2 separate regions of the Mus musculus genome follow, and region 1 is linked to region 2. Evidence: chromatin loops called from intact Hi-C (ENCODE). Cell type or tissue: heart. All regions are shown on one strand. Links, peaks and the distances in the headings refer to the core of each region. The heading gives the core; the rest is flanking DNA. Region 1 overlaps Cyth3 (cytohesin 3). Region 2 overlaps Fam220a (family with sequence similarity 220, member A).

The links. A loop is a pair of places that touch in the nucleus more often than their neighbours do. Peaks named below come from ENCODE experiments on the same cell type or tissue, not always from the same donor. Only the 100,000 strongest peaks of a DNase experiment are listed, where the experiment ranks them.
Region 1: it touches region 2 in a loop (5-fold over the local background); 2 of 42 quality-filtered maps call a loop at or near these places.

The regions. Positions count from the first base shown.
Region 1 is chr5:143,664,990-143,674,384 of GRCm38, forward strand. The region is part of intron 1 of Cyth3 (cytohesin 3); the gene reads left to right. Among named protein-coding and RNA genes, the nearest start is that of Cyth3, 47 kb to the left of the region's middle. In heart, for the core only: a CTCF peak has its summit at 4,659; DNase peaks (open chromatin) are centred at 4,112, 5,022 and 6,292; H3K27ac peaks cover 643 bases.
Region 2 is chr5:143,562,910-143,572,304 of GRCm38, forward strand. Fam220a (family with sequence similarity 220, member A) reads left to right here. Exons shown (of 2, transcript NM_133703.5): 2 at 1-1,622. The coding sequence ends at 708. Among named protein-coding and RNA genes, the nearest start is that of Fam220a, 19 kb to the left of the region's middle. In heart, for the core only: a CTCF peak has its summit at 5,150 (motif pointing right); a DNase peak (open chromatin) is centred at 5,127.

The DNA of each region.
Region 1 (9,395 bases), core at 975-8,974, 100 kb after region 2:
AGCTCGGTTCATAGTGCTGAATAGACTAGGCCTGGTGGTGCTTGCATGTAGTCTCTGTACTCAGAAGATGAAAATCAGGTCGGACGTTTAAGGTATCATCTTTGGATATATAGTAAGTTCAGGGTCAGTCTGGGCTGCCCGAGACCCTTTTGGAAATGCAACTACTGTCTCGAATCTAGAATTAGCCTTTTGCCTAGTGTGCTTTATCACATATCTGTCTGTTTATCCATCCCTTACTGTCCATTAGTCCATATTTGGGGTCATTTCACGGTTGCAGTTATCAATATACTTTATCATTTGGCCTGTTTTCATCTTACACACTCCATGGTGGGCCCATTGAAGCCGTGCTCTCTAAGAAGCTGTGGCGACTAGTAAAGGTACAGGGACTGTCTCACTCCCTGTCTTTCCCTGCTACATCCATAAGCCTTCCTACAAGACCATAAGATGAGTGCCCCTGCCCAGACAGATGCTTAGTGTTGCATCTTGGAACCACGTGGAGTAGAGTTCTGTCAGGTGGTCCAGGAGAGCATCCCCAGAGTGATAGACTCTTGCTTTGCCAGCTCTAAGATGGAATGCTCATCTCGTTTTAGGGTATACTCTTGCATTAGATGGGGAGTCTAGGAATGGATTTTGTTCTTAGGGACTAAAAGAGCTCACAAAGGCAGTGAGAGTCACTGAAGAACTGCACCTGCCTAGACCGTTGATTCTCAAGAGCCCTGGGAGTTTTGGGCCAAGAGAATTAAAACTTACTTTCACTGGTTATTTAAAGACCAGGAGGAAAAGGAAGAGGGATGCTTTGCCAAGAATGAGATTGTATTTCACAAACCAGGATTACATTGCCTCATTGTGTTGTAGAGCTTAACATTCTGGGCTCTGTGTCATTAAAAGAATCCTAACTCTAAAATTATTTGACACAAAAATAGTTAAAATATTATTGATGTATCATTAGAGATATTTTTTTCCTCCCCAAATTTTGTTTTGTAGATAATTTGACACAGCAGCCAGTGCTAGGACCGATTTCAGGAATTCACTAGGACTATAAAATAATAGTGAAACAACTCTTTCTTTTAAAGAAACTATTACATTTTAATTATGTGTGTATGTGTGTGGGTATGTGTATATACATACAGTACTCACAGAGTTCAGAAGAGGGCATCAGATTACCTGGAGCTGGAGTTACAGGCAGACCAACATGGATGCTGGCAATGATCTCAGATCCTCTGGAAGAGCGGCATGTGCTCTTATCTCCTGGGCCACCTCTCCAGCCCCATGAAACAGCTCTTTATAAGGCATTAATAAGCAAATGCCTCTGATCCCTTGAGCAATTTTTTGAAGAGGAAAAAACCTGTGTTGTAAGTATTCTGAAAATTCTCTCCACTTATCTGTCTCTTCCAGTTATTTAAATATGCTGCAAGAGCATATTGCTTGCATCCAACCCCGGAGATAATTTCTGAGCACCTACTGTGTGTTATGTTAGACACAACTGAACAGTAATTTAGCATGATGCTACTGGTGATACTGATACATAGCATTCCCAGTGTTATGGGAAAGCAGTGTTCCCTGTGTTTGCCATTAAAGATGGTAGAATGGGCAAACCAGGGCTCTGGTGTATTGTGGGTGGGAATGTGAAAGGCATAACTGTTACAGGTAGTGTGGACGTTCCTTGACAAAGTAAGCGTTGAACGCCACATGACCCCAATCATAGATAAAATGTGAAAACTGTGGGCTGGAGAGGGAGCGCAGTCATATGAGCACTTGTTCATTTTGCAGAGGACCCAGGTTTGAGTCCCAGCACGTACAAGGTGGTTCAAAATTATCTGTAACTCCAGTGTCAGGGGATCCAATACCCTCTTAGTCTCTACAGGCACCACACACACACATGTGGTGCACATGCATACATCCAGGCAAAATAAATATAAAATAAAATAAATCTAATAAAATGTTCTTTTGACAAATGAATAAGCAATATGTGGTAGGTTATTACAATGGAATATTATTCAGCCGTTAGAAGGAAGAGCTTGCTTTTTTCTAAACTTGTACATGCTATAATTCTAGTACTGCGGGCAAGTTGAGACAAAAGGCTTACCTTGAATTCGTGACTAGCCTTGGTTTACAAAGTGAGACTTTTTTTTTTCTTTAAAGGAGGGAAATCACATACTAGAACCTGGATAAACCCTAAGGGTGCCACTGGCCTGAGTGTAGTAAGCCTCTCCCAGAGCCCTACATGAAGTGTCTGTAAGTGGTCAGATTCTTAGTGACAGATGGTTTGGATGGTGACTCTCAAGGGTGAAGAACAGTGGGGTTAGCTTAGTATTTAATGCAGATGTGTATCTGTAAGATGTGTGAGTGTTAGTAACACTATGGAACCTTTCCATCCATCCATCCATCAACTATCTATCTATTGACCCTTCAATCATCTATCTATCTATCTATCTATCTATCCATCCATCCATCCATCTACCCATCAATCATCTATCTATCTATCTATCATGTGTACATGTGTGTGTTATGCATTCACACATGTCACAGAATGTGTGGAAGTTGAGCAACAATTTGAGGGAGTCATTTATCTCCTTCCACCTTGTGGACCCCAGAGTTGGAGCTAGCTTGGTGGTAAACACCTTTAGCATGTATCTTTATTTGCTGAACCATCTTGCCAGCCCCTGAACTGCACTCTTAATGGTCATGAAGGGGGCTGGAGAGAGATGGTTGGGTGGTTGAGAGCATTTATAGAGTGGCTGCTCTTACAGAGGACTCTGGTTCCCAGTACTCAAAGCTCCTGATTGTCTGACACTTCACACAGACGTGCATGCATGCAATATACCAATGCACATAAATAAAATTATTTAAAAATTGTCACAAGGAGCTGGAAATGTAGCTCAGTCGGAAAAGTGTTTCATTTGTATGAATCAGTCAGGTCCTGGGTTCAGTCCCCAGATACAGGCATGCTCACCGGTGCACTCCACCCCCACAAGTGGTTATAATGGTTGATTTTGTTGTCTTAAAAAGATGGTCTCAGTATGTAGCCCTGACTGGTCTCAAATATGCTGGACTCTTCTGCCCCTTCCTTCAAGTGCTGGAATTTCAGGCATATTACATTACCTGGCTATGATGGTAAATAGTGAGGCAGATCTCTGGAAGTTCAAGGTCAGCCTGGTCTACAGAATGAGTTCCAGGACAGCCTGGGCCACAGAGAAACCTTGTCTTGGAAACAAGCAAGCAAGCAAACAAACATTCGGTGTTCTTAAATGAGTAAAGGGAAACACAGGAACCTAGTGTCACACAGCTTAGCCAGTGAACAGAGCCAGAAATGAAACCCTGGGCTTGACCCTGGAGCACGGAGTCTTCAGTCAGGCTCTTGCTTCTAGATCACTTGCTAACGCTGCCAGGTCAGAGTGATGTCGTCTAGGCAGTGGTTGTGGGTCTTTAATTTATTGGTAGGTTGGGGCAGGTCAGGCTACAGCTCAAATCTCAAGGGGAGGGAGTGTGAGCAGAACTGGTGCCAACAAGGAGGGGACAGCACCCAGGTGGGTGAGACCTGAGAGTGACCTGGAGGCTGAGGTGAGGAGGTTGGATCATTGCAGCTTTTCTGGGAAGGGGTCACATCCTTAGACTGTCTCTAAGTGTTTGTCATAGCAGTGAAAACCCCACTGACACAGCTTTAGACTTGATTTCTGCATACTGTTCCATAGTAGGGATGGATCCTCTCCTCTCCTCTCCTCTCCTCTCCTCTCCTCTCCTCTCCTCTCCTCTCCTCTCCTCTCCTCTCCTCTCCTCTCCTCTCCTCTCCTCTCCTCTCCTCTCCTCTCCTCTCCTCTCCTCTTCTCTTCTCTTCTCTCTCTTTCTTTTTTTAAACAGGGTTTCTCTGTATAGCCCTGGCTGTCCTGGAACTCACTTTGTAGACCAGGCTGGCCTCGAACTCAGAAATCCACCTGCCTCTGCCTCCTGAGTGCTGGGATTAAAGGCATGCACCACCACTGCCTGACAAGTATCAGTGTCTTTATTCACCTATTGAAGGGCATCACAGTTGCATCTAGATTTGGCCAGTAATGAAGTAGCTGCTATAAATATTCATGGGCAGGTCTCCCTGTGGACACAGCTTTCAGCTCTGCTGGGTAAGTCTCTAGGAATGCAGCACTGGCTTGTACTGCGTGCCTGTGTTTAGCTCTGTGAGAGGCTGGCACACAGCTCCTATTCACATATTTGTGAACCTTTGTCTTTCTTCCACAACCTCAACCTCTGGGTGTGGAAAGAATCCCCCTGTCAGGTTTGATATAAACATTTATTTCCTCACTGTTTTTGGGGGTAGAAAGTCTCATTGTCCACTGTTAATTTTTCAAGTATTCTTCAAATTTTAAAATTATTTCTTGTTTTTGTTAAAAAGAGAGTACTTATTTTAAAATTTCAACATCAAGAAGAGATGTGACTAACTTTTAAAAGTAATTGCACTGCTCTTTTACAGTTGAGAAGATTGAGTCACATAAAGCTTAATGGGTAGCTCAGGGCCACCCAACTAGCCTGTGGTAGATAGAAGATTTGAGACCTAGCATGGGCCCAAGGTCAGTGTCAGGGTCAGTGTCAGGGTCAGTGTCAGGGCCCGCTGCCTCACTTGGGAGGTAGGGCTTTCACTGAGCCTGGAGCTCACTCTGGTGGCCAGCCTAGCAGGCTAGCAGTTTCTGAGGGTTCCTCCCGTCTGTCCCCAGTCACACAGCTGTACCTGGCTTTGTTTGCAGTACTGGGAGCCCAGACTGCAGACATCATACTTGGGAAGTCAGCAGTTACTGACTGAGCATCTCTCAGACCCAGTTAGGTGCTTCTGAGTGGAGAAGGTCCATAGGCCACATGGTGGAAAACTGCTGTGGAAAATGATTTAGAATCAGAGACCCTAAAGGAACATGTTTGTTGCATGTTTTAGAGAGCTGGCTGAGTCCTTTGTCTTTGTGTTTAGTTTTGTTGGATGGAGCCAGGGAGTAAACTGCCCTCTACCACTGCCACAGTAACACAGGACTACAGTGGTTCCTCTGTTCCTTGGCGGTGGTTGACTGCATCATCAAACAGGAAGAGCAACAGTTGTGGGTTGGCATGCTAGTTGTCAAGAGGATGTTTATATGGATTCCAAAAGGCTAATTCGAGGACATTGCAATGACAGGGTTTTTTTTTTAATATGCAACATTGTATAAAGACAAGGCTGACATTTAAAAATTATACTGACTGCTCTGATTCTCAGTCCCTGCTGTTTTTAATCTATATGCAATGTGCTAATTTTAAAACAATTTTATTTACTGTGAGATAAAGGTAGTAACTTTGGATAAAAAAATCGGCTGTTGTATACAAAGTCAGTGTTGTTGCTAGCTGGAGTCACTGATAAACGCTGGTCGCTGGTTCTTACTGTCTGTTCTCAGAAACTATCTTAGTGCTTTTATTTTTTTAGCAAACACTGTTTTTTTTTTTCATCAAGGGTTGAAAGGAGTCAACTATTCAGGTGTACTCTTTAAATTTTTTAAGGTGTGTGTGTGTTTGTGTGTGTGTGTGAAGCAACTGCCCATGTGTACACATGTGCAGACCAGAACAAATTCTCCACCTTTCTGCATTTAGAAAGAACCTCTCTCTGAACCAGAAAACTCACTGGTTTGGCTAGGCAGGCTGGTTAGGGGTTCTTGGTATCACCTGTCTCCACTACTCTTATGCTGGGGTAACAGGCTTGCATAGCCATGCCTGGATTCTAACATGGGTGCTAGGGATTTGAACTCAGTTCCTCATGTTTGCAGAGCATGCACTCTAACCCACTAAACCATTCCCCAGCCCCTAGATAGATACCTTTCAGGACAATAAAGTGTGTGCTAAAGGTTAGGTTAGTGTGCTATAGTTTGGATTAGTTAAAGGCTTTGTTCCCAGTATGGCACTTTTGAGAGATGGTGGACCTTGAAGAGATGGGGCCTAGAATGAGGAAGTGAAAAAAAAATCTAAAAATTCATCAAAAGTGTGCTCTTGAAGAGATTTTCAGATTCTTGGTTTTTTTTGTTGTTTGTTGTCTAGTCCTGGCCATGAAGTGGTTTCTTTTTACCATTTGTCCCTTGCTCCAAACACAGAAGGAACAGGGCCAAACAGCTATGGACTAAAAACCTCAGAAACTCCAAGCCAGAATAAACGTTTTCCCTTGTAGCTGATTATCCTGGATGTTTGTCACGGTGACAGGAATATGACTAACAGAGGCCTCAGTTGCTAAGTAATCCTAGAGCTCAAGCTGTCTTATGTCTGCCTATGCTGGATACACGCACTGGGTAGTGACCACCCACGTCAGCATGGAGCACTTGGCACCCCTAAGAAGCTCCGCTGTGCCCTTTCTCAGGCAGCACCGTCCACCCTCAGATTTACCACTGCCCAGATTTCTATCCCCATGAGTTGGTTTGTCTATTCTTGGCCTACTCTCAACCTTTCCTAGTAAAAATGTGGTCTTGAGGGCTGTAGAGATGGCTTAGCCGTTACTTGCTTCTCTTACAGAGGACCTAGGCTTGGCTTCCAGCACCCACATGGTGGGTTATAACTACGTGCAGCTCCAGTTCCAGGGGATCTGATGCCTCTTCTTACATAACTAGGCACACACGTGTTCTATCTTCCTCTCTCCCTCCCTCTCACTCTATGTGTCTGTCTGTCTGTCTGTCTGTCTGTAGTATGTATGTACACATGTCGCCCTTCACCTATTGACTGTTGTTGTCAACAGTGCTTCTGGAGATTGGCATGCGGGGCTCTGTGTTGACATGCGTCCTCACTTCTCTGCCATGCACACCTAGGAGCTGAACTGCAGCATTAAGCAGCCTGGGTCTTTGAAGATCTGCCAAGCGCCACCAAAATGGCTACAATGTATCACATTTTAACAAAATAAGTGTTTTCTTCTTTAGGGTTGAGCAATTTATTTTTCTTACTTTAAAAAGTGAGTACATTTTCAGTTCGTTTTCTAAAATTGTCATGTTAGCTTGTGGTTTTCTAAGTATTAGAGCTATAGCCAATGAACATTGGTATGTGACATTTTTACACACTCGGTCCATTTTAGGTCTTTAAAAAAGTTTCACTATGAGAAACCATTTTTTACTATGTCTTCTCTGACCAGTAGCTTACTTGCATTAGGACCCTTAGCGTTCTCTTTCTGGTTAACGTCATAGTTGCACAGGTTGTTTGGGATAAAGTTCTAATCCCTGAGTAGAACATACACTAATCAGATCAGGCAATTAGCATCTCTCCTGACTGCTCTGCACCGCAGACTCCCCGCTCTTCCAGGTCTCCCCTCAGGGTCTATGCAGCCCAGCAGGGACCGAAACTCCTGCCTCCTCCTGGAGCCTCCTCTGTGGCAGATGCCAGCCCTGGCCACTCTGTCGTGTTTGAGAGCACGCACTGTCTTCTTAGGTAACTGTGCTTTGGAACATGCTGCCACCACTCTCTGTCCCCTTCCCCTCCCTTTCTTACTGGTGTAACGGCTGTTTTCTCTTCTACTTGATGTCCAGGTTGTTAGCGTCCACATAGGAGATAGAACATGTGGTATTTGTCTTATTTCATTTAACATAATGCCCTTCTAAGGTTGTTTTTTAAATTCTAAACAAGTGGTTTTTCTAGTGACTGTTTTGTTGCTGAATTCTGACTTAACGGTTCTGTGGTCAGAGAATGTGGTCTTCCCATGAAAGCCAAGGAATAAAGCACTGTGATTGACTTAGCAGGAATGGATGGTGTGCTATGAGGAATAATGGGCTGCTCACTATGTGGGACGGCTAGAAGAGAGAGCTCACCTCTGTGGCCATGCCTGGAATCATTCAGTTCCAGACTCACCTATCGGGGACAGGTGGAGCCTGAATTAGGAGATGGCCATGGCTGCAGTGGGCTCACAGGTTCTAGAGTTGTAGAGAATAAACTCCATGGGTGAATAGATGCTGATCTAGGAAACCCTCCGTTCCCAGTCTGCTGCTCTCTGAGAAGCAGCCAGTAGAGAAGCCTAGGCGGACTCTGACCTGCCTCTGTGTCTGGCCTGTGTGCTGTCTCCAGGCGCTGGATCCACTCTCATTCCCAGCTATTTGGAAATGTCATTTTAAGGTAAAAATTTTTTCTTCCTAGTTTTAAGGTAGAGGTAACAAAAATCATGTATATTGACAGTGTGCTAGATAGTTCTTTTATTTAATTTTTAAATAATTACTAGCCAGGCATGGTGGCGCACGCCTTTAATCCCAGCACTCGGGAGGCAGAGGCAGGTGGATCTCTGAGTTCAAGCCCAGCCTGGTCTACAGAGTGAGTTCCAGGACAGCCAGGGATATACAGAGAAACCCTGTCTGGAAAAACCAAAACCAAAAAAAAAAAAATTACTTTCTTTGGTATGTTGGCGATGGCACACATGTGCCATGACACATGTGAATGTCAGGACAGCCTGTGAGAGTTGGCTCTATTCTGACACCACTTAGGTTTCTGGTTTCAAACTCAGGTGGCTAAACTTGGCAGGAAAGCACCTTTATCCATTAGGTGGAGGCCCCTACAGTATAATGTTTTGCTGTGTGATATACTGTGGGATGATTAAATCAAGCCACTAACCACACCTACTACCTCATGTGTGCAGTACTGCTTTTAAAGATCTCTGTTCTCAGCAGTAGGCATGTATGCAGTTGGCTTCCTAACTGTCTTACTCGTGCTCTGCAGAAGCCCTGAGCCAGTTCTTCTGTCTGACCAGCATCACTCTGTCTTCACAGAGTAAGTAAGGCTCAAGACCTATAGATAAAGATACTTTAGGTGTCTCTCACCAGTCCCTTGGAGGGAAAGTGTGTGCACGTGTGCCTGTGTGTGCGTGTGTGTGTGCGCGCGTGTGCGCATGTGATGCAGAATCTAATCTAGGCCCCACACTATATCCATTGTACATCCACCAAAGGTTAAAACGATTTTAAACATGTATACAGTGTTTGTGTTGTACATGTGCATGTACAGGTGTATGCACTTATGCATGAATATGGCTTTCACCTGATTTCCCTGAAACAAGATGCTTTCTCATTGATCCTGAGGCTTGCTGTTTTGCTAGGCTGCCTGACCAGAGAGCTCCTGGGATTTTCCTATCCCTGCTTCCCCAGCTCTGGGGTGTATGCCTGTGTGGTCATTTACAGCTTTATTGTGGGTGCTGGGGATTCAAACTTGGGTTCTTATTCTTGCATAGCTTGTTCTAGTCCACACTGCTCTTTCTGCCAAGCCCCCAAGACATTAAAAAGAACTTATTTTATGTTTTGCACCCCCCCGTGTGTGTGTTTGTGTGTGTGTGTTTGTATTTGTCTGTGTGTGTTGATGCACCACATGCGTGCAGTGTCTTTGGAGGCCAGAAGACAGAGTTGGTTGTTTTGGAACTACAGCTATCTGTTAGCTGTGATCTGGGTGCT
Region 2 (9,395 bases), core at 369-8,368:
TGTGGCCTTAAGAAAAGAAGTCAGAAGAGGAACCCCAGCCCATCAGTTGTGCCTTCTTGGACAGACCAGCCTGTAGCAGATAGCCATGGAAAGTCACGGGCCACGGGGGCAGCAGCCTCAGAAATGAAGCATGGTCAGAGCAAGGCCAGCCTCCTGCATCATGGTGGCTTCAAAGTGCTTCAGTCTCTGAAGGGATCAGTGGGGAGGAGTTCAGCCCCAGCAGCCTCCCTCGGCAAGGCTGTGGCTCTGTCCCCTGCTCCTTCAGAAGAGCAACTAGCCGGGATGTCCCATGGCATCGGGGATGCACTAGGAAGTGACTGGCCAGGAAGAGAGCCCAGAGCCACAGACAACCGTGGACAGTACCTCAAAGGAGAGTCCTGGGTGTCAGGACGGCCAGGCCATCCAAAACTGAGGGAAGTGGGATTCCTAAGAGGTGAACCACCAAGTGCTGGCCCCAAGGGGCTAGGCACCTGGTCAGAACTGTCTCACCGATACTTTGAGCTGGGCCAGCTGCCATATGCTTACCCCTATTATAAAGTTCTCCCAGAAGGCGAGCTGAGGTGTGTGTCCCTTGACCGTTTCAATCCCGGGCTTTCAGAGGAAACAGTAGAAGATGAGAAAACTCTCAAGTTCTTCAGATGGTCCGCAGATAGTCGTGGGGTCACTGGCTCTGCAATCTTCCAGATTAGCAAGTCTCTGATGCCATAGTTAAGGTTCAAGCAGAACAAGAAAAATAGCAGATTAACTTTAATAAAGGTTGTCTTGCAGTTTCTTTTGCATTAAGTCTGGCGTATGCTGCAGCCGTTCAGTTCCTGTTGTTTCCTGTGAACCAGACGCACCTCGGTGGTTGATGCAGAGGGGGACGTTTTCGAGCATGTTCTCAATCGTTTCGGAAAGACGCTCAGAACTGGGAACCCCCCCTCCCCCAGGAAAATGATTGATGTGCTCCGTATAAGATCAGACAGGAACCTTTATCACAGAGTTCTAAATCATGGAGACCCATCCTCAAGGGCTAGCGTCCGGATGCCGCCTGCCTCCGCTCACCTCTGGCCATCTGATGGAAGTGGAGGCCTGTAGGCTACGCCTTCCACTTCTTGTAAGCCTTGCTTCAGTCATGAAGAGTCTTGCTTGCCATTTCTGCACTGTACTGACTCGGCCAGAGGTCCCTTCTCACGTGTCCCCCTCCTTCCGCCCGAGTTGCAGTTTTTAATGGAGGCACTTTGGAGAAGTTGCAATATTAAATTGAGGATAATTTACAATTACAGAAGAGTCTGAAGCTTTCCTGCCGACAGAACACAGACAGCAAACGAAGCAATGAAGCATTTTCCTTTATACCGGCCCAGGACTTGTGATTTCTTTTACATTAAGATTTTCTTCCAAAGTGACCCTCCCTCCTTCTGTGGTTTGGTAACTTTAATAAAGGTCATTTAAAGAGTGGACATTTTACAGCCTCCCTACCCAAGACAGAGTTAAAAACAGCCATGGGAGAGTTGGGGGACCCTGACTGTATATGTCATTTATATTGTGTCCTAAATTACTATGCCATGGGCTATTTTAGTGTTTTGGGAAAATAATAAAATCTGTTCTTTAGCATAATAAATATGTTTTATTTTGTGTGTGTGCGTATGTTCTCCTTATCTTTTCGTTAATGTCGTCGTCTTCCTAGGATTTCAGCATCTTTAGCAGTGAGTGAAAGGTTGCTGGTGAAGACTTAAGAATCAGCTCAAAGAAAAAAAAACCTAACACAAAGATGGGTTTGAAGTTTTCCTCCTCCCTCTCCCTCCTCTTCCCTCTCCTCCCTCCTCTTCCTCCCTTTCTCCCTGCTCCCTCCCTCCCTGCCTGAGCTCCTGTCCCCCTCCCTCTCTCCAGGTTATGAAATAGTGCACTATAGCTGGTTAATGTAGCACACTCAGCACACAGGAGACCTGCGGCATGAATCTCGGGCTAGCCTGTGCTGCTGATTCATGAGTTCAGACACAGCCTGGTTTAGGAATTGAGTGCTAGGCCCACTTGGATTACAAAGCAAGTCTGTCTCAGGAAACAGAATAAGGGGCTAGAGACATGGGAACCTGTTTTCTGTTCAAGCTTGACCTGAAGTTGATTCCCAGAACCCACTTAGGACAGCCCAGTGTAGCCAGGACTCGGAATGGTTGTGTGTGTGTGTGTGTGTGTGTGTGTGAGTCCCTAGAGCTTATTGGCCGGCCAATCTAGCCTAGTTGGTAAACTCCAGGCCAGTGAGAGGGCCTGTCAGGAAAGAGATGATGTCTGTGGAGGAGGAGAGTGGCAGCCAAGGCAGATGTGGCCTACACACACCTGCGTGTGAGCCTCTGGGTGTGCAGCGTGCCTGTCAAGCAATCATCTCAGGTTGCATATGGCCACACACTTGTGATCCCAGCACTTGGAAGGCAGAGAAGCAGGAGTGTTAAGAGATGAGGGCTAGCCTGGGCTATATAATGAGACTATCTCAAAATACTAAGAAAGCTGGGCATGGTGGCTCACACCTGTAATCCCAGCATTCAGAAGCAGAACAAAACAAACAAAAATCCAGGCATGTGACTTCAAAGAAGGCCTTTTATATAAACATTTGAGACATAGTACAGAAATATGGTGCTTCAGAACTGGCTGGCTGGTGAACGTCCATAATCCTAGCATGCTTCAAGCAAAACTTATGGGGTGGGGTGTGTGGTTGTTTCATATATGAGTTTGAGGCCAGCCTGAGCTATGTGACAAGGCTATCTCCCCACCTGCCCCCAGATGAAGTTTCCATAGAACATGTAGCTTTACCTGGCCTTGAGCTTGCTGTATTCAGCTGTGGGTGCCCTTCAACTCACCCTTTACTCCCTGAGGGCTGGACTGCAGGCGTGCACCATCCCACCTGTCTGATGTGATGCTGGGGATGAGTCACAAGGTGGCCCGCACGCTAGGCAAGAACTCAATCCGTAGGTTTCTCTGCGGGTCCCCAGCCCCCACGGTTGCTCCTCTGAAGGGCTGAACAATTAAGTGTAGCAACTATGCCAAGTAGAAAGCGCTGGGCTTGTTATTCACATCTGGAAATGGTGATTTCCTTTCTTTAAAACAATTGGGGTGAATGATGAGGCCTTGAAGCCATCGGGGCGGGGGGGGGGGGAGGGTTCACGGCTGTGGAGAGTAACGAGTAAATTAAATGTTCGTGTGTGAATCAGGTTGGTAAAGAGTGCTCAATGGGAAAAGACGCTTCCTAGCCAAAGAACCTGAATTCCCACGGTGGGAGGTGAGAACCAGTTCCTGCCTGTTGTCCTCTGACCTCCATGCACAGATAGTACGTGAATAAATAAATAAACACAGTGGGTGTAGAGAGAACCCACAGTGCAGTTCTGTTATGTGGGGTCAGAGCAATCAGCCTATAAATTTGAGTATCCAAGGATTTACACTTAAGTTGTATAATACATGGCTTGTGCCTATATATAAAATCAAGTCACATAAGAACGATATTTATACACAAGTATTTTTGAAGATCATATGTTATAGATTACATAATATATATAACTTTATCATATTACATATATGCATAATATGTATAAGTGCTCACTCTTCATGCACACCAGAAGAGAGCATCAGATCCCATCACAGATGGTTGTGAGCCACCATGTGGCTACTGAGAATTGAACTTGGGACCTCTGGAAAAGCATCCAGTGCTCTTAACCTCTGAGCCATCTCTCCAGCCCCTCAAGTATTTAACAATTTTTTTTTTGTTGTTGTTGTTAAACATTGGTTTTGTGGATGAGTGTGTGTGTTAAATAGTGCTAATGTGGAAGTCACTATATAATGTGTACATTTGTTACCAGAACTCAAGAGGCCTTTAGTTTGTACTTCAAGCTCAACCTTTCATTAAAGAGCTGTATATTTGTACAGTAAAAATTTGAGCCGGGCGTGGTGGCGCATGCCTTTAATCCCAGCACTTGGGAGGCAGAGGCAGGAGGATTTCTGAGTTCGAGGCCAGCCTGGTCTACAAAGTGAGTTCCAGGACAGCCAGAGCTAGACAGAGACACCCTGTCTCGAAAAACAAAAAAAAAAAACAAAAAAAAAAAATTTGAGGAAGGAAGCCAGGCACATGAGAGATAGAGGCAGGTGGATCTCTGTGAATTTGAGGCCAGTCTGATCTATATAGTTCGAGGCTAGCTTAGACCATATAGTGTCCCTGTCTCTAAATAAATAAATAAATAAATAAATAAATAAATAAATAAATAAATAAATAAATAAATAAATAAAGAGTTTTCTAAAAGAGTTTTCATTACAGGTTGTGTGTGTGTGTGTGTGTGTGTGTGTGTGTGTGTGTGTGTGTGTGTGTGTGTGTGTGTGTACGTGTACATGTACACCCATTGCACAGAGGTAGAGTCCAGAGAACATCCTCTTGTACATATGAACTCGGGCTTGGTGGCAAGCACCGTTACCTGCTGAGTCATTGCACCAGCACAGCTTGTTTTCAAAGTTGTTCAGCAAAGATAAAGCTCATAGGATGGTGAGCTTTAAATTCTTGCTTTATGAAGCTCATTAAGACACCGTGCTTTTGAGGCAGGGTCTCCTATAGTCCAGACTGGGCCCCAACTCCCTATGCCTCCAACAATGGTGACTACAAATCCAGACAGGCATGAGACTCCCTGGGTCTGGAGTTACAGAGTCGTAAGCCTCCAGGTAGGTGCTGTGGCCTGAACTCGGGTCCTCTGGAAGAGCAGCCAGTGCTGCTAACCACTGAGCCAGCTCCCTAAGACCTTAAAACAAACACAACAAAAAAACCTCTGTTGTCTTGGAACTCACTCTGTAGATGAGGTTGGTATATACTTCTCTCTCCCAAGTCCTGGGGTTGAAGGTGCGTGCCAGCACATCCAGCTCGGCATAGTTGTTCAAGGGGTCCCTGGGTAGCACGCAGGAGCCGTTGGGTTCAATCCACAGCAACTCAAATTGTTTTAGAGGATGGGCGTGTGTCCTAGTGGTTTCCTTTCCCAATGTCACACACGCAAAGATGTCAGTAGAAAATCTAACCTGAAGGGGAACTTCCGGGAGCCACAGTGCTTGTGATACCCCTGAAAGGTAGTGTGGATCAAGGAAGGTCCTTCATTTGGAGCTAGGAAGACAAACTTACCGTGTCTGTGCATGCAAGGATCAGACCTGCCAGCAGAGGGAGCCACATGTCCACCTAGGCAAATGAGCTGCTTTCCAAAAGCTTTCTCTTTAAGTGGTTAGTTTATTGAGGTCTCTTTGTCTACCTGTTTCTATCTTCTTCCCTTCCTGCCTCTCGTCTCCCCGCTTCTGTCAAACTATCAAACTCACATTTTATTCATTCATATATATATATATATATATTCATGAATATGAATTCATTCATAATATATATTCATATATATGAATTCTCTCATTCATATATGTATATATATGAATGAGAGAATTTCACATACACATATATACATATATGTATATTCATATATATGTGAAATTATATATATAATATATGAAATCTATCTATATATGAAATATATATAATATATATGAATATATAAAATTTTCATATATATTTCATATATATATATGTGAAATCTCACACACATGTATTCTTTTTCTATACAAACAATATGTAACTCTGACTGACCTGCATACTGAACCCACTGTATAGCCCAGGCTGACCTAGAACTCTTGGCTACCCTGCTTCACCCACCTGGGTAATGGGATTATAAGCATACATCCTCATGTCTGGCTTTTAAAAAATTGTTTTAAAGAGTATTTTGAAGCTGGGTGGTGGTAAGTCCATGTTTTTAATCCCAGCACTTGAAAGACAGAGGCAGGTGATCTCTGTGAGTTCAAGGCCAGCCTAGCCTACAGAGAGAGTTCTATGGATCAGCCCCATGTCTAGGTTTAACTCGCATTTGATAAGTTTCCCATTTGTATTATTTTTTATACTTGAAGTTACACTCCATAAGACTACATGGCCCATGATAATACATTGAATTGTGTGTACATGATATCCATCGCTGAAGACTGAACCCAGGGCCCTGTGGATGCTAGGCAGCCAACCTCCTGGGTCACATCTGTAGCCCCAGTGTACATAGATACTTGAGAAGCACTAGATTTTACATAGCTTTGCTTATTTGTTAAAACATAAGGAAGTGGATTACATATAGAACAGTTTGATAGAAGTTAAAAATGTGTTTTGTATAACAAATGAGACAACAAAATAGATTCATGGTTCTGAACTCAGGATTCTGTATGTTCTTTTTTGTTTTGAGAAATAGTTTTATTATTTTATCTGTGTGTGTGTGAGAGAGAGAGAGAGAGCCACGTTTGTGCAGGTTACCCGAGTCCAGTCCCCTGGAGCTGGAGTTATAGGTGGTTGTGAACCATTAGATGAGGGTGGAAACTGAACTGGAGTCCTCTGTAAGAGCTGCAAGAACCTGGAACCAGTGAGCCACTATCTCTCTAGTCCCATGAGAACGTGTGTGTATACACACACACACACACACACACATACACACATCACATAGAAAAGAATGAAAATTGCCAAATTAGAACAAGAATAATTTACAGCAGACAAGACTGAATCATGACAATATCATGATGATATGTATTATTTTTAAAGATTTTTTGGGGGGGGACTGGACTGGTGGTTCAGTGGTTAAGAACACTGGCTGTTCTTCCAGAGGACCCGGGTTCAATTCCCAGCACCCACATGGCCACTCACAACGGTCTGTAACTCCAGCTCTAAGGGGTCTGACACCCTCATACCAATGCACATAAAAGAAAACGAAATGAATTTTAAGAAAAAGATTTTCTTTTCATGTGCATGAATATTTTACCTGTCGTGCGTGTGTGGAGTGGCCACAGAGATGAGGAGCCCTGGATCCCTCGGAGTGGGAGTTACGGATGCCTGGGGACCACCACTCATAGAGATCTGGTACTGTGGAACAGCAAGCCATACTCTTAAAGCTGAGTCATTTCTCCAGCCGTGTGTGTGTGTGTGTGTGTGTGTGTGTGTGTGTGTGTGTGAACATGTGAGTGGTGCAGATGCCACTGAAGCCAGAGGTGTCAGGTCTCCTGCAGCTGGAGTTGGGGTCATTGTGAGGCCCCTGAAAGCGTTGGGACCACACTGCAGTCAGTCGTCTGGAAGCGCCACCATCGCTCTCCACCACTGAGCCATTGCTATGGCCCTTCATGAAATATTCCTAAGCTCTAGGAGTATGGCTCAGAGGGTAAACTGGCTTGCCACCAAGTCCGACAAACTTGGTTCGATCCTCAGAACCCGCATGGTGGAGGGAGAGAAATGTCTTCCCAAAGTTCTCTGGCTTCCACATCCACATGGATGCTGGCACAGGCACGTGTGCACCCCAAAATAACAAACAGCTCTATGAGTGTGAAAGGTTGTGGCCTGCTGCTTTCTTTTCATTCCAATGGCTTGCCATGATTCCTTGTGCATTTCAGTAGGTCCTTCAAGAGGAAATGTTTAATGATAAATTGGGATAATCAGAGTGTGTATAAATAGCTTGCAAGCTATTTAGTATCTCAGAGATGTTTTGAGCGCCACTTAGGACTTGTTCAAATAAAGCAGTTTGCTGGGATCAACTCCAGGCTTTCTCATTGTTAAATATTTCTGGTTTACCCTGTGACAGAACAATTCCCAGGGTAGCTATTTCCTGTCTTCTGCTTGGGTCTTGCATGCAATATTCAAAACTTGACTGATCTATTCTGCAAGATCACAAAACTTGGAAGTAATTTATTCTAGAAATTTGTGCCTTTGCACATTGTTCATAGCTCTACAAAGAAGTTTAAAATTTAATCCTATGTAATACATGTGTGTATATGTGCACAAATGTATGTGCACACACATGCATACTGGCAAGGGAACCACAGGGATAATACAGAAAGCAAATTTCCAGGGTGTAGGTTGTGGTTCATACACTGTCACTCGGGAGATAGGTGAACTCTATGAGTTCCAGGCCAGCCTGGGCTACAGAGTGAGATCCAGGACAACCAGAGCTACACCGTGAGACCATGTATCAAAACAAAGTAAAACAACAACAAAATAGCCAGGCACACTTCTTTGATGCCAGCACTCGAGAGGCAGAGGTAGACAGATCTCTGTGTGTTTGAGGCTAGCCTGGTCTTCCAGGACAGCCAGGGCTACACAGAGAAACCCTGTCTCAAAAAAACAAACAAAACGCAAACAACAACAAACCAGGCTTGGAGTAGCTTCTCTTTCACCATCTGGGTCCTGGGACTTGAACTGAGATCCTAAGACTTGGCTAAAATTACCTGAGCCCTCTGAGCCATCAAGCTGCTCCCCACAGTTTCTTTTCAGGTAGGGTCTTGTGTAGCCCAAGCTGTCCTGGAACTGGTGCCCTTCCTGCCTCAGCCTCCTGCGTACGGATTACAGGTGTATGCTGCCACATACACAGAGTAGTTAGCGACTCTTTTCTCAGGGTCTCGGTGACACAGGCTGACCTCAGACTCAGTCTGTGGCTGAGAAGGACCATACAGTTCTGTTGGGCTTGTTTCTGTCCCCTGCAGCTGAAGGACTGCACGCCATGTGTATGCTGAACTGGGAATGGGACCCAGGACTCCTGACAAACTAGGCAAGCACTCCAGCAACTGAGCCACACACTATACTCTGTGTATGATTTTCCTTTGGTCAAGGATGGAAAGGGTTAGTTAGCCCAGTCCTGGGCACCTAGGACACACTGTGAGTAACATTCACTCTGCCTTGTTTGTGTATCTCAAAATATATAGTCTTGGATCCTAAGCAATTTCAGTATCAAACGTTTTCAAAGCTTCTTTTTATCTTATGTCTTTTGAAACATTTCTTTTTTGCCCCTTTTCCTTCTTTCACCTTTTTATGATCTTAAAACGGGCGTGTGTTTGTATGTGTGTGTGTGTTGGCTGTGCATGTGAGTGTAGGTGCTTGTGGAGGCCAGAAGAGGGCGTTGGATTCCTGGAGAGGGAGTCACAGGCAGTTGTGAGCCACCCAACATAGGTGCTGGGAACCAAACTCATGTTCTCTGTGAGATCACTAAGTCCCTTAACTACTGAGCCATCTCTCCAGCCCCATCTTCTTCCTAAGCTCCTACACTCCACCCTGTTCGTGCTAGGTTAGGGTTCTACCGCTGAGCCATGTCCACAGCGCCTCACCAGGATATTCTGTGATATTCCAGGTCTGTGCTCCCAGCATCTGAAACACTGTTTTTCATTCTCCTGCAGCCCAAACGCACAACTTCCAGCAGTAGAGCCAAACACTCCAGATGAAACCCATATTCAGGTTTAAAACTTGACCTTGGCATTGGTTCTGGGACTGTTCATCAAGTCTGGGCTGATTCATGAGAACATCCTGTACTGTCCCCCACAAGAGCCACTGGAGACTCAAACTATGAGAGCTG